Regions from separate parts of the Homo sapiens genome. Here region 1 is linked to region 2. The links are chromatin contacts, found by Hi-C in ENCODE. All regions are on one chromosome and are shown on one strand. Each heading gives the region's core, a stretch centred on a gene start or an enhancer-like site at or near the end of the contact. The rest is flanking DNA. Distances are from core to core; before and after follow the strand shown.

The links. A loop is a pair of places that touch in the nucleus more often than their neighbours do. Pooled maps may share reads with other maps.
Region 1: a loop to region 2 is called in a map with no recorded cell type, with 5 times the contacts of the local background. The contact joins the enhancer-like site here to the promoter of CFL2 in region 2. A Hi-C loop is called at or near these places in 1 of 37 single-sample maps with no recorded cell type and 3 of 50 pooled maps.

What each region holds. Positions count from the first base shown.
Region 1 is chr14:35,668,588-35,675,174 of GRCh38, reverse strand. RALGAPA1 (Ral GTPase activating protein catalytic subunit alpha 1) reads left to right here. Exons shown (of 42, transcript NM_001346249.2): 23 at 466-659; 24 at 897-995; 25 at 2,153-2,308; 26 at 3,658-3,786. Among named protein-coding and RNA genes, the nearest start is that of SNORA101B, 91 kb to the left of the region's middle. Within about 2 kb of position 5,219, at least 3 of the 41 ENCODE cell types and tissues checked have a DNase peak (open chromatin) inside an H3K27ac peak, as active enhancers do.
Region 2 is chr14:34,709,157-34,716,010 of GRCh38, reverse strand. It overlaps CFL2 (cofilin 2), which reads left to right and starts at 1,418. Exons shown (of 4, transcript NM_138638.5): 1 at 1,418-1,473; 2 at 2,450-2,757; 3 at 2,875-2,951; 4 at 3,034-6,854. The coding sequence starts at 1,471. The coding sequence ends at 3,146. RefSeq lists silencers at 982-1,571, 1,662-1,721.

The sequences.
Region 1 (6,587 bases), core at 3,970-6,469, 960 kb before region 2:
CCATTATGCTAACTCTTAATGCTGGTCTGGGATGTAGCTACAAAGAAAAGGCTTAGGAAGACTTCCTACACCATCTGCCTTTAGCCTGAGGTTTTCCATTAATTTGATGATATAACCTGAAGTTGCTATTAGATAAAAGTGAGAGTATGTGCTTATAAATTTGATGTTTTTATCAAACAGATTTCTCTATCTGCATAGATAGAAATTTCTCTATCTGCAGAGTGAGTAGTAGTTACATAGAATCACTATTGAATAGCTAGTTAACATAATGCTTACAATAATTCCTTATTATTATCTCATAATAATAAGTGAGGTTTTGACCTTATCGGGAAAAAATAATGTATGTTGACATTTCTTTTATTCATTTCTGTAGATATTTAAGATTGTTAATTTAGCTTGGTTTCTTGGGGGGTTTTATGTTCAGTTCACTGAAAAATGGCTGACACTATATATTTTTTTCTATAGAAATTAGTGAATTTCCATCAGAATGTTGTAGTGTGATGGCAGGAGGTACTCTGACTGGATGGCATGCTGATGTTGCTACTGTAATGTGGCGAAGAATGCTAGGCATTTTGGGAGATGTAAATTCAATCATGGATCCTGAAATACATGCTCAAGTTTTTGATTACCTCTGTGAACTTTGGCAGAATCTAGCTAAGGTAAAAAAGAAATAGCGGATATAAGTGGAGAAGAAAATAAAAATATTTAAAAATAGAAGAAGCCTTAGAAAACATTTGTGACACCCTTTTTGACTATAAACTGGTACCCTGCATGGCAAAGTCACTTAATTGTAATTAAATAGTAAGTGTAGAAACTGGATTTGAAATTCAGTTTAAGGTAAACTGGAAGAGATAACAGTTTTCTTAGGTTTGTTGCTTTTTATTTGAAAATTACAGATTAGAGATAACCTTGGCATTTCAACTGATAACCTGACCTCCCCTTCTCCACCAGTTTTAATTCCTCCACTGAGAATTCTTACACCTTGGCTTTTTAAGGTAAGCTTAATATATAAAATATTAGTTTAAAACTTCTCATTTACTAAATCTTAAACTTTTTATAGAGATTTTGGCTATTATATAGACTTCTAGAGCACTTAGTTTTTAACCAGTATCCTTAGGAAGTCATTAGGCATTATATAGAGAAGAGAATGTGCATACTAAAATTACTCGGGATTTATTGCTTTTGATTATTTCATAAAACAAAAGTGAATATAGAGAGGTATGTCTGTATTGTATTTAACTGAAGTATAAACTTTGAGTTGTATCACAGAATATGCTGTGTATTAAAAGTTGTGACCGGGTGAGGTGACTCACACCTGTAATCGCAGCACTTTGGGAGGCTGAGCCGGGTGGATCACATGAGGTCAGGAGTTTGAGACCAGCCTGGCCAACATGGTGAAACCCTGTCTCTACTAAAAATACAAAAAATTAGCTGGGCATGGTGGTGGGCACCTGTAATCCCAGCTACTCGAGAGGCTGAGGCAGGAGAATCGCTTGAACATAGGAGGCGGAGGTTGCAGTGAGCTGAGATGGCGCCATTGCACTCCAGCCTGTGTGATGAGAGCGAAACTCCGTCTCAAAAAAAAAATTTTAATTCTTTTTTGTTTGTTTTTTAAAAGACAGGGCCTCACTCAGTCACCCAGACTTGGAGTGCAGTGGCATGATCACAGCTCACTGCAGCCTTGAACTCCTGGGCTCAAGCAATCCTCCCACTTCAGCCTTCCAAGTAGCTGAGACTACTACAGGCGTGTGCCACCGTGCCTGGCTAATTTTTTATTTTTTTGTAAAGACAGAGTTTCTCTATGTTGCCCAGGCTGGTCTCAAACTCCTGGCCTCAAGAGACCCTTCTGCCTTGGTCTTCCAAAGTGCTGGGATTACAGGCTTAAGCCACTGTGCCCAGCCAAAAGATTTAATTATTTTAAGTATTGATATGTTTGGTACATTTTCCTAAGTGGAACAGTTTATGGTTATACCTACATTGTATCATTTTGGATGATGATAATTTCACTAATCCTGAATTTTAGTTCATTAAAGAAATTGGGCCAACATGGAAATAAATGAGATTATATACATCGTTTGCTATATTCAGTTGCTTAAGTTATTTAGCAAATAGTATTTCTTTTTGAACATTAAAACTGATCTTTTAATTTTAGGCAACCATGTTGACTGATAAATATAAACAAGGTAAATTACATGCATATAAACTTATTTGTAATACAATGAAAAGAAGACAAGATGTTTCTCCAAATAGAGATTTTCTAACACATTTCTACAATATAATGCATTGTGGATTACTTCATATTGACCAGGTAACTATATATATATGTATCATCTAAGAAGTAGTTTATATCATATTATCTTTGATTCTTGATTCTGTTTAACTCTTGCTTTTTAAGGTCTAGAAGTTAAACTCTCCCCCTTATTTAGTGATTTATATACAATTTACTTCAATTTTATGACCTTATTTGTTCTTGAAACATGGTTGAAAATCAAGCTATTATTGTAGGTAGAGGATTGACTTGAGTAGTTCTCCATCTTTAATGTTGTACCAACCAGTTCACTTTTTGAAGCAATTAAACCATCCTTTGCTTAGGCTGATACCTTTCTTTAATAATATTCTAATGTACCTACTCTTAGGCATTTTGTGACTGATACTTGAGGCATATGGATTCGTTTATCTAGTTATGCAACAGTCAGGTTTTTTTCAATCTAAGAATCAGCACATCACATTTTCTTATTACTGTCAATTATATTGGCATAGTGACAGTTACATTGATTTGATAATTATATGAGGTATAATCATTAAATAGTCATAAATATAACCTTAGAATTACTTTGGGAGTCTTGATATTGGCCATAAACTAACAAGTGTAGGAGGTTGCAAGTCAGAATAATGTAAATATGTTTATCCTAATATGATGAACTCGTAGGTCATTTACAGAGTATATTAATATTAAAAGATAATATCTTTCTGAAAAATGTAAAATTTTTGCATTAATTTAAAATTAGTGTGCTACCTTGTAAACATGTCTCAAGTAAAATGACTCTCTTAATTATTAGAAGAAGAGAGCTTTTGTTTAAGATAAGTTGTAATGAATAATACAACTGAATACACTGTATCCTCATAGTAAATTCCAAAGGCAAAGTAAATGAATAATGAAGTTAGGAACATTCCCTTAAAAGTGCCTAGGTCTAGATTTCTGAGGCTTGATACCTATCATTAAAGGACTTCAGTTTATTTTAAAAAGAGAATCTTTCCAATTGTCACGTAACGGGTCATGTGGATTCAGAAATGAGAGTTATTGCACAGAAGCAACTAGGTGACAGGAGAAAACTGCTATGCAGTTTAGTTTTACATTGTGTGGGCCTTGTACTTTTAACCTTGTGAAGCAAAGAGCCTTCCTTAATCTCTAGTGTGAAAAAAATGCTGTTATTTATGCCAGTTAAATGAATGTATTTTCAGTTTACTTTCCATTGATAGAATATAATATTAAGCATGGATTATTTGGAAGAATTGAAATTAGTCTTTCCAGTTAGCCAATGTACAGTAATTACCTTTTTTATTATTTCATATGTTATCTATTTTTAATGATACTGATTAGCTGATACTCAAGATTACATATGTGATATTCTTTTTTCCTTCTTTCCTTATTCTAAGGATATTGTCAATACAATCATCAAACACTGCTCACCTCAATTTTTTTCACTTGGTTTGCCTGGTGCCACAATGCTTATTATGGATTTTATTGTAGCAGCTGGTAGAGTGGCTTCTTCAGCTTTTCTCAATGTAAGTCATTTCCTGTTCCTTATCATATAACAAACTTTAGCCAGGATTCAACTAACAAAGTTGATAAAACATAACAAGCTGATAATCAGGAAATTTTGCAATTTAATTGGAATTGATTGCTTCTCCTACATTAAAAAAAGTAAGCAAGAAATCTGAAATATAAGAAAGCACTAAAATCAGTAAAATCTGATAAGCAGAACAGGATTTAAAGTTGAGGAAATCTAAAGAAACGGAGGGAAGAAAGCAAAGAAAGAGCAATGGGCTATAGCAAGAGGTAAGAAACAATGGTGAGTCATCATTACACAGTGTATGTGTGTATCAAATCATCGTGTTGTACACCCTGAATATATATTGTCTTTAACAATTATATATTTAAAAATTAAAAAAAAGAAACTTGGTAAGGCATCCACCATAGAAGGACATATGTCCTAGGAGCAAACTCTCTCTCTCTCTTTTTTTTTTTTTGAGATGGAAGTCTTACTCTGTCGCCCAGGCTGGAGTGCAGTGGTGCGATCTTGGCTCACTGCAGCCTCCGCCTCACAGGTCCAAGTGATTCTCCTGCCTCAGCCTCTTCAATAGCTGGGATTACAGGCAGGCACCACCACACCCAGCTAATTTTTCTATTTTTAGTAGTGACGGGGTTTCACCATGTTGGTCAGGCTGGTCTCGAACTCCTGACCTTGTGATCTGCCCGCCTCAGCCTCCCAAAGTGCTGGGATTACAGGCGTGAGCCACCGTGCCCAGCCAGGAGTAAACTCTCAAATTGCATGTGAAGATTTTTTCATATGGTCGTGGAACTGTGAGACAATGCTAAGTAAATCAGTATAAATGGAATATGTTCATCCATAAATGGCAGAGGTGAGCTAGAGAGGAAGGCAATAATGCTGAAAACATTAGATAGAAGCCTAAGGAAGGAATGAGTAACCATTGAAGGATTTTAAGCAAGGAGTGACATGATCAAATTCATATTTTGGAAGGATCACTCTGGAGCAAAGTGTAAATGAAAAATAATAATTAACTGGAAGTCTACTGTAAAAAACTAAGAGTTTTTGTGAGAAAAACATACTTGTCTAGTACTGTATAACTTGAAGAGCAGTTTAACATACCTTATTTCATTGTTTAGCTGCAAGAGTGAAAGATCAATAGTGAATAGAAGGAGTTCTATTTGGGGCCTAGTAAGATGTGTATTAGACATCCATGAGGAAGATGTCAGAAGAATAATTGCATATACTCAAGGGACATGTCAGGACTGAAAATAAAAGCTGGGCAACATTAGCTTATAGATGATATTTAAAGCCATGAAAGTGGATACAGTCACCTAGTGTAAACAGACAAAGCAGCAGCGGTATTTATAGCTGTATAACCCTGTTTTTCCAGTTCCCTGAGAACAGTAATCATGTCTTACTCATCTTGGTATCTCCGGAGCCTAGCATAGCACCATGCTTGGTCAGTTATTGAATATGTGTTCATTTAGCACCTAGTACTACTCAACATTGTACTGAGCCCTTTTGTGGTTATTAAACTTCCCCCTCCCCTTGCGTACAGAATGTTTTTGTAGGTGGAATACAGAGGGATATAGAATAAACTGGATAATACTTTGTGCTCAAGCAACATAATGTCTACTGCTGGGGATTTGGAGAAGTATATTAACAACTACAGAATGTTGGGCATCAAATAGATACCAATAGGAGGAGCACATCATAGTAGTTAAAAGCATTGTCTAGAGCTGACCTGCTTGGGTTCAAATCCTGGCTCTGCCACTTATTAGCTGTGTGACCTTGGGCAAGTTACTGAATGTCTCTGTGTCTCAGTTTCTTCATCTATAAAATAAAGATGGCCAGGCATGGTGGTTCACACCTGTACTCCCAGCACTTTGGGAGGCTGAGGCGGGTGGATCACCTGAGGTCAGGAGTTCAAGACTAGTCTGACCAACATGGAGAAACCCCATCTCTACTAAAAATACAAAATTAGCTGGGCCTGGTGGCACATGCCTGTAATCCCAGCTACTGGGGAGGCTGACACAGGAGAATCGCTTGAACCCAGGAGGCAGAGTTTGCAGTGAGCCGAGATCGCACCATTGCACTCCAGCCTGGGCAACAAGAGCGAAACTCAGTCTCAAAAAAAAATAAAGAAAGATAACCTGCCGTATAGGATTATTTTATAAGGATTTGTAACATGGTTGGAACACTATGTGACACGTTATATGTGCAATGTAAGAGTTTGTTAAAATTATTTGGTGATTCAGAGAATGGAGAGATCTTATTTGTTTAGGGATATCATGGAGGTTTCATGGAAAATATACATAAATATGTCCCTGAAAGATTAGTAGTATTTGTTTAAGTAAAAATGGAGATGAGAGACAGTGTTCCAGGCAGAGGTAAACAGGCATGAGTGAGATGTGTTCAAGGAATGACAAATAATCCATTTTGTTTAGGAGCTAGTTAATCTGTAAGAGTGTAATAGGCAAAAAGAATTGAAAGGTACTTTATTTAAAAAAAAAATCATTGAGATAAAGTATACATATCTAATTTACCATTTTTATCATTTCAATTTTTATTTTGTTTTGTTTTGTTTTGTTTTTGAGATATCAGGGTCTTGCTCTGTAGCACAGATTGGAGTGCAGTGGCACAATCGAGGCTCACTGCAGCCTTTACCTCCTGGGCTTAAGCAATCCTCCCACAACAGATCCCAAGTAGCTGAGACTATAGGCACACACCTAGAGTCCCAGGCACCATATCTGGTAATGTTTTTAACTTTTTGTAGAAACAGGGTCTCACCATGTTGCCCAGGCTGGTCTTGAA
Region 2 (6,854 bases), core at 169-2,668:
ACTTTAGGCCCCAGTGTCATCAGACCTGGTCTCTGCTGGGGCTGCTGCAAATCTCTGAGGTTGGGAAGGGAAGGTAACCGCAAGATGAAGCGAACAGGAATTTGCTAATACCTACACATAGCAGATGATCAGAGCTCTGGAGAGACATTCTCCATGACTTCTTGGAAGTTCAACAGATAAAGTGAAAGGTTCCATAAATTGTAATGTACCAGCTAGATATAAAGTATTATCCACTTGCTTGGGATTCATGCTTAGACATTGGGAAATCCCTTCTCAATTTTTGTCTCTAAACGAAGTCTATCTTCCAATTAAGAAAACAAACCCAAGATATAGACAGAAAAATAGGTCTGTTTCAATGCCTAGCATGTTCCATTTAAAATACAGTAAATTTGGGCTGAAAGAACTTATCACGCAATCTAGGGCAAACACCATCTCATGACTTTCCTGCCTAACCTCAATCCTGAGACCACCAAAAACACACCATTTCCTACTGAACATTGATATACTCAGAAACTGAAATCTAAAGCTGGAAAGGGCCTTAACGATAATTTAATAACAGTTTGTTTTACACATGAAGAACCCTGAGGTATGGAGGAGTTAAGATTAAAAAAAGAGAAACTGCCTTGGCGCAGTTATATGGGCTTTGCTAGAAGAGGCTGCGTCGGCTTATTTGATATCAGCTGTCATAGCTGGAGCTTCATGAAATCTCTAAGAGAGAGTACAATCCATTTCCTATGAAGTCTAAAATGTAAAAGGATATTACTAAGGAATGCTACCACGTAATTTTTTAATCATAATTATTATTTCAACCAGAGTTTTGAAAAGTGATTTACCAACACTGCGTATCATTTTGTTTTTGCTAAGTACTATCAACTGGAGCAATCTCGTGTAGTATTTATTCTCATTTATCTCTAAACAACTGGGGGTTTTCCAAAAAGACTCAAAATGTCGAAATCCAGCCTCTTTCGGGAAAACCACAGGTAAATAAGGAAAGACACCTTCGCAGGAGTTCCCCTCACACGCACCCACCCCTGGCGCAGGGCCCTACGGAGGCGGTGGAAACGCCCCTCTGGGAGCCCAGCACTCTCTCCCACCGGCTTGACGGGTGATGCTCGGGGGCTGGAGGCGGCTCTGCCAGGCTCCCGGGCTCCGCTACCACCGCGTCGCCCCCCCCGGCCTGCAGGGCTCGCGCTCTGAGGTCAGGCCGAGGACGCGGACAGCCGGGGAGCCGGGGCCGCGAGACAGAAGGGCCGGCCTGGGAGCGGGTGGCGCCGGCTGGGGACCAGGCGTGCCCACGTGACCGCCCCGCCCGCTGCCTGCGGCCCGCCGAGCCCCGCCACCTCCCTCGGGCTGCAGCTCCCGGCGTGCCCCGCACTCTCCGCTGCCCACCCGCTCGCCCGCCCCTCCTTCTCCTCCCAGTGCCACAGAGCCGAAGCCCGAGCTGCCGCCGCAGCCACAGCCGAGGGCACTATGGTAAGACGAGCGCGCTGGCCGGGAGGCCGCGGCGAGGCGAGAAAAGCCCCCCGCACGGCCCCGGGAGTGAGGCCGCCATTTTAACCTGATTTTGGCCTCCAAGGTGGGCGCTTCTGCTCTGCGGCTCCGCTGCTCTCCAGCCGACCGGCCTGCCCTCCGGCCGTCAGGCCCTGCCCTGCTGCTCTTTGGATTTTGGGGGGCGGGGAGGGCCCGGGCGTCGGCGCAGGTTGGGGGTCGGGGCCGGGCGGGCGGGGGCGCGAGAGGGTCTGCGGACTGCAGCCGCTCGCGCCGCCTTTGCCCTTCGCTTCCTAATTTTACTTAACACGCGAGGCTTTAAAATTGGTACGTGCTGCGAACGCTGTGTGGGTCAGGGTCTGGACGGCCTGTAATAAAACCCTTACGGGGAGATTAAGGAAGAGGGAAAACACTTTTTAAAATGCTTTCTCGCCGTAAAAGCTTTTACACTCGATCAGTTAGTTTTGGAGTGTCTGCATGTGAGCTGTGTGTGGGCCGTGGGCGGTTTGGAGTTTACACTTGATTCTCTTTCCTTATGAGGAAACGTCAGTGGCTAGGATGACTTTAAAGAAAAAAATAGTAGAAGCATTAACTGAAATCCAAAAGTGTTTTTTTAAGGCCAGCCGAGTTGACACAATACAGAAGGTATTTTTGCTGCCACTCCTGAAGCTCTGACATCACCCAGTGAAATAGGAAACATTTCAGGGATGGGACAACTTGTATTTGTCCCTTTCGCTTCCACGTCCAAACCCCTTTAAGAAGGATGAATGGGCAGGATGAGTTAGACTCCTTCGCTGTATCGTCTACTGATTCTTAAAATGTGACAAATCTGATTGGACGACTTACATGGTACGGTGCAATTTTTGATGTCCAGACTAAAGTGAGTCTTCTCTAGGCAAACAGTAATTTTGGTTAAAACCAAAATACGTGTTCTGAATTACTGTTCTGTGTTTATTTTCAGGCTTCTGGAGTTACAGTGAATGATGAAGTCATCAAAGTTTTTAATGATATGAAAGTAAGGAAATCTTCTACACAAGAGGAGATCAAAAAGAGAAAGAAAGCAGTTCTCTTCTGTTTAAGCGATGACAAAAGACAAATAATTGTAGAGGAAGCAAAGCAGATCTTGGTGGGTGACATTGGTGATACTGTAGAGGACCCCTACACATCTTTTGTGAAGTTGCTACCTCTGAATGATTGCCGATATGCTTTGTACGATGCCACATACGAAACAAAAGAGTCTAAGAAAGAAGACCTAGTATTTATATTCTGGTGTGTAAAAACAAAAGAAAAAAGTACTTTTAAAATGCAAGGATTATTATTATCATAGTCAGTCTTACCTTTGTTTTTCTTATAAATGGGATTCAATAATTTTTTTTTTTTCTGTAGGGCTCCTGAAAGTGCACCTTTAAAAAGCAAGATGATTTATGCTAGCTCTAAAGATGCCATTAAAAAGAAATTTACAGGTACAAACTTGAATATTTGGGGCAGAGAAATTATTCTTTATTAATTATAATAAAGTAATAGGATAATGTTTTTTCTTTTTAGGTATTAAACATGAGTGGCAAGTAAATGGCTTGGATGATATTAAGGACCGTTCGACACTTGGAGAGAAATTGGGAGGCAATGTAGTAGTTTCACTTGAAGGAAAACCATTATAAAATGACAGTCAAGTGCCATCTGGATCTTAAGGAGCTTCCATTTCTCCAGCTCAGTCCATTGGAATAGTATTAGGTTTTGGTTTTTTGTTGTATTTCCCCCTTTCCACTGGGCCCTTCCAACACAATGAATGAAGGAAATATCATTTATTTAAGCAGCCTATCAGTGATTGCCATTAGACTGTTGAATACTGTTACTTTTATATAGAACCCAAGGAATGCCTTCCTGTCATATTTTAGCCAAAACAACTGGTTATATGCCTCCCTTGCAGCAAGCACTACAATGTATGTGATCGTCAATGTGAATAGCTTAGAATACTGCAAAGGATAAGCTAATTGAATGCCTTGAAAGTATTATCCACTGGTCAGATGGTCAACTTTTTTCAGTATTATTTATAGTTGGCACTTGATTGCAGTTCTGTGAGGCTTGAGCATTCATACACCTCACCTGCCTTGGCAAGCCTATTTTAGTGATATGGCAGCACGGATATAACACTATGCATTAAAAGCACTTTTTGTAATAAGTTTAATATCCTAAAAGGAATGCCAATTAAGTTTTGTTAACTGTGTCATCAACTTATCCTAGTACCTCAGTGTTCATTCCTGTTACCTGCATATCTTCTTAAAAGAAATAGCTGTTATTAATGCCTTTTTGTTTTCCATTGAGTGTACACTACTGAATAAGTGTAGGAGTTTTATGTTTACCATGTGAGTCCTGCAACACTAAAGATATTTTGAATATCAGTCATGATGGCAATTTCTGTATAAAAGAGCCTTAAATGGAACATTGTTTTGAGATCAAACTCCCCACCCTCACAAAAATGGCCACGTTGCAATAAAAATTGTGGCATATTACAGAACGTTGCCTTGTTTTCCTTGGAAATTTTGCAAAATGTTATGTGAAACAACTTCTAGGGTAAAAACAGCTATTACTAATCTCTGCACTGGTCATTTGAGAATTTTTTTTGTACAGCATTCATGTGTGATATTTTCCAGATTTGTTGGATCTATTTGGTTTAAAAAGTATTCTATCTTAAGGCCAACTAATATAAAATACCATTGTTAAAGAATGGTACTTTTATAAACATTAGTGTATTTATTTCCTATGTGTTAATATGAAGATCAGAAATTATTTTTTGCACTTTGGCATAAATACTTTTCAATATCTGATTTGTTCTCTGGATAAATTAGCATAGTTATTTTTTTATTCACATTTACATTTCTAAGTAGTTGTATAGTAGAAGCAGGAAGCTCTTATTGCTTATTTGGTCGTAATGAAAATAATTTGTAAAATGTCCTTTAAAAGTTTAATGATACTTCTGATGTTTCGGAACAGTCATTTCACCTACTATTTCTGAATATATTTTGCAAATTGAATTGGAATAGGAATTGATAATAGCAGTCTTAAACATTAGTAGTGGGATTTGGCTATGGTCCAGACTGTGCTCCTTATAGAGAATTTGATCTGCTCAGTGTGAGCGGTTTGCTGTTAGCCAGGGCTATTTATGGCAAACACATGCTTTTGTATCTTGTCATAGTTATCCACAAATGGCAAAACTGGACTTGATTCTACTGGTATGCAAAACAGGCATGCTAGTAAGCAGTCAGTCGTGGCTCAGAACTTAACCCCATAGCTCAGAGGAATGCTTTTAGCAGAAAACAGGAAAGAAAATATCCCTTAAAAATTTTTTTTGAATGTGTGGAAGTAATTTTAGTATAATTAGATTTTTTCCATATTTTTGAAAGATTTTTCAGATGTGAACATTAAAAATAGGGATTAAATGTCTAGGCTTCCATTTAAAATTATATGAATGGTTTGGGATCTTTTTGCACTGAGCAATTTTATTTCAGGCTTCCAGCTGTCCCTGTGAGTTATCCTGGACATTTCGATGGTTTTTGGTAAGGCCAAACTCTGATAAGCAAAACAGAGAATACTGACGTATACTTAACCATATGTGTAACTGATACTTGGCACCATGGAATTTTTCATTGAGTTATTTCCTCATTCTTTTAAAAAATAAGGGACTATAAATCAGTTATGTAGTATCTTTTGTTTTTGTAGCTGATTCCTTAACTTTCTTGTATGCCTCTAGTAATTTCAGAGATTAAATATTGCTTTAAACTGTGATACTTTGATTTGCTAGATTGACAAAACTGATACTAATATAATTAAGTTCATCTTTGAAATACATCTTTGTGCGTAGAGCCAAAAAAAGAGATAAAATTAATAATAGTTCACTTGTTATTTGAGATTAATTTGGCATTTGAAATGATCATTTTATTTTACAATCATTTATAATGAATCAATGTTCCAGTTAGCTTTAAAAGGTATACGGTGCTAATTAGTAAAATATTGAAGGCAATATTTTACTGCTAGCTTGCAAAGTTATGAGAGTTTAAAAAATAAAATATATGAAAATATGTAAAGCTGTTGAGATGTGTTTACTTATACTTCAGAACATTAAAAGTTTAAAAACTGGTATTTCAGATCAAAGAGGCATCATTATCTTTATTCTGTTTTTCAGGATTTTAGTTGGTAATACTTTCTCATTTATCAATAACAATTTTCTTTAAAAACTGAGTGTTACAGCAATTAATTTTAGCATTTTCAGACAAATGGGAACAGTTGGCATGTGTCCCAAACTGGCTATCAGCTGTTGTTTTCCATCATTATCTAAAATAGTGTGGCCAGCATTGTGTATTGAAATGTGCCTTTTTCGTACATTGGAAGAGAAGCCTCTTACTGGGTTTGAGTTTCTCTGATACAGAACATTTGTAGCAGCTAATTTATGGAATCTGGCAAATAAGCTTTGGGAGGAAATTCTTTTAAAAGTGTTTTCTTGTTAAGGAATAATCTCAACAATGGTAAATCATCAAGAGGTTGAGAAGACTCTTAGGTTTGCCACTCAGAAAAAACAGTCTCATTTTGCTCTTCATAGGTCCTGTTTTTGCTTGCACATTTAATAGTAGGTGGAGATGCAAAACAACGTGAATGTTCATTTTTTTATGAATAGTATTAAAGCTACTAGAGGTGGGCAGGCAGGTCCCAGTAAATGTTGCCTTTTTTTTTTTTTTTTTTTGAGACAGGGTCTCACTCTGTTGCCCAGGCTGGAGTGCAGTGTCAAAATTTCAGCTCACTTCAAACTCAACCTTCCCAGCTCAGATGATCCTCCCACCTCAGCCTCCCAAGTAGCTGGGACTACAGGCATGCACCACCATGCCTAATTTTTTTTTTTTTTTTTTTTGTATCTCTTTTGTAGAGACTGAGTTTGGCCATGTTGCCTAGGCTGATCTCCAACTCCTGGGCTCAAGCTGTCCTCTGACCTCCGCCTCCCAAAAGTGCTAGGATTGCATGCATGAGCCACCACTTCAAAAGCTCAAATACTGCTTTTGAAGACAGCATGAGTTTATGGATGTTCTGTCTCCTTTCAGCCCATAAAGAAGTCTGAGGCTTTTCTTTTGCTCTGGAACATCCAACTAATTGCTTTATTTCCATGTAGAAGTAGAGGAATCATCCCTCCACTTAAATTTCCTCTCATAATGCAATTTGGCAAATTAAATCTCTAAATCTCAGTTTTTTAACCCATAGTATGGGAACGGTAATATCTGTTTACCATGTTTCCTGAGTACTAAATATGGAAATGGTTTTTGAAAACAGGAAAATGCTATGTAAATGCAATAATCTGTTTAAACTATTCATTCTTAATTACT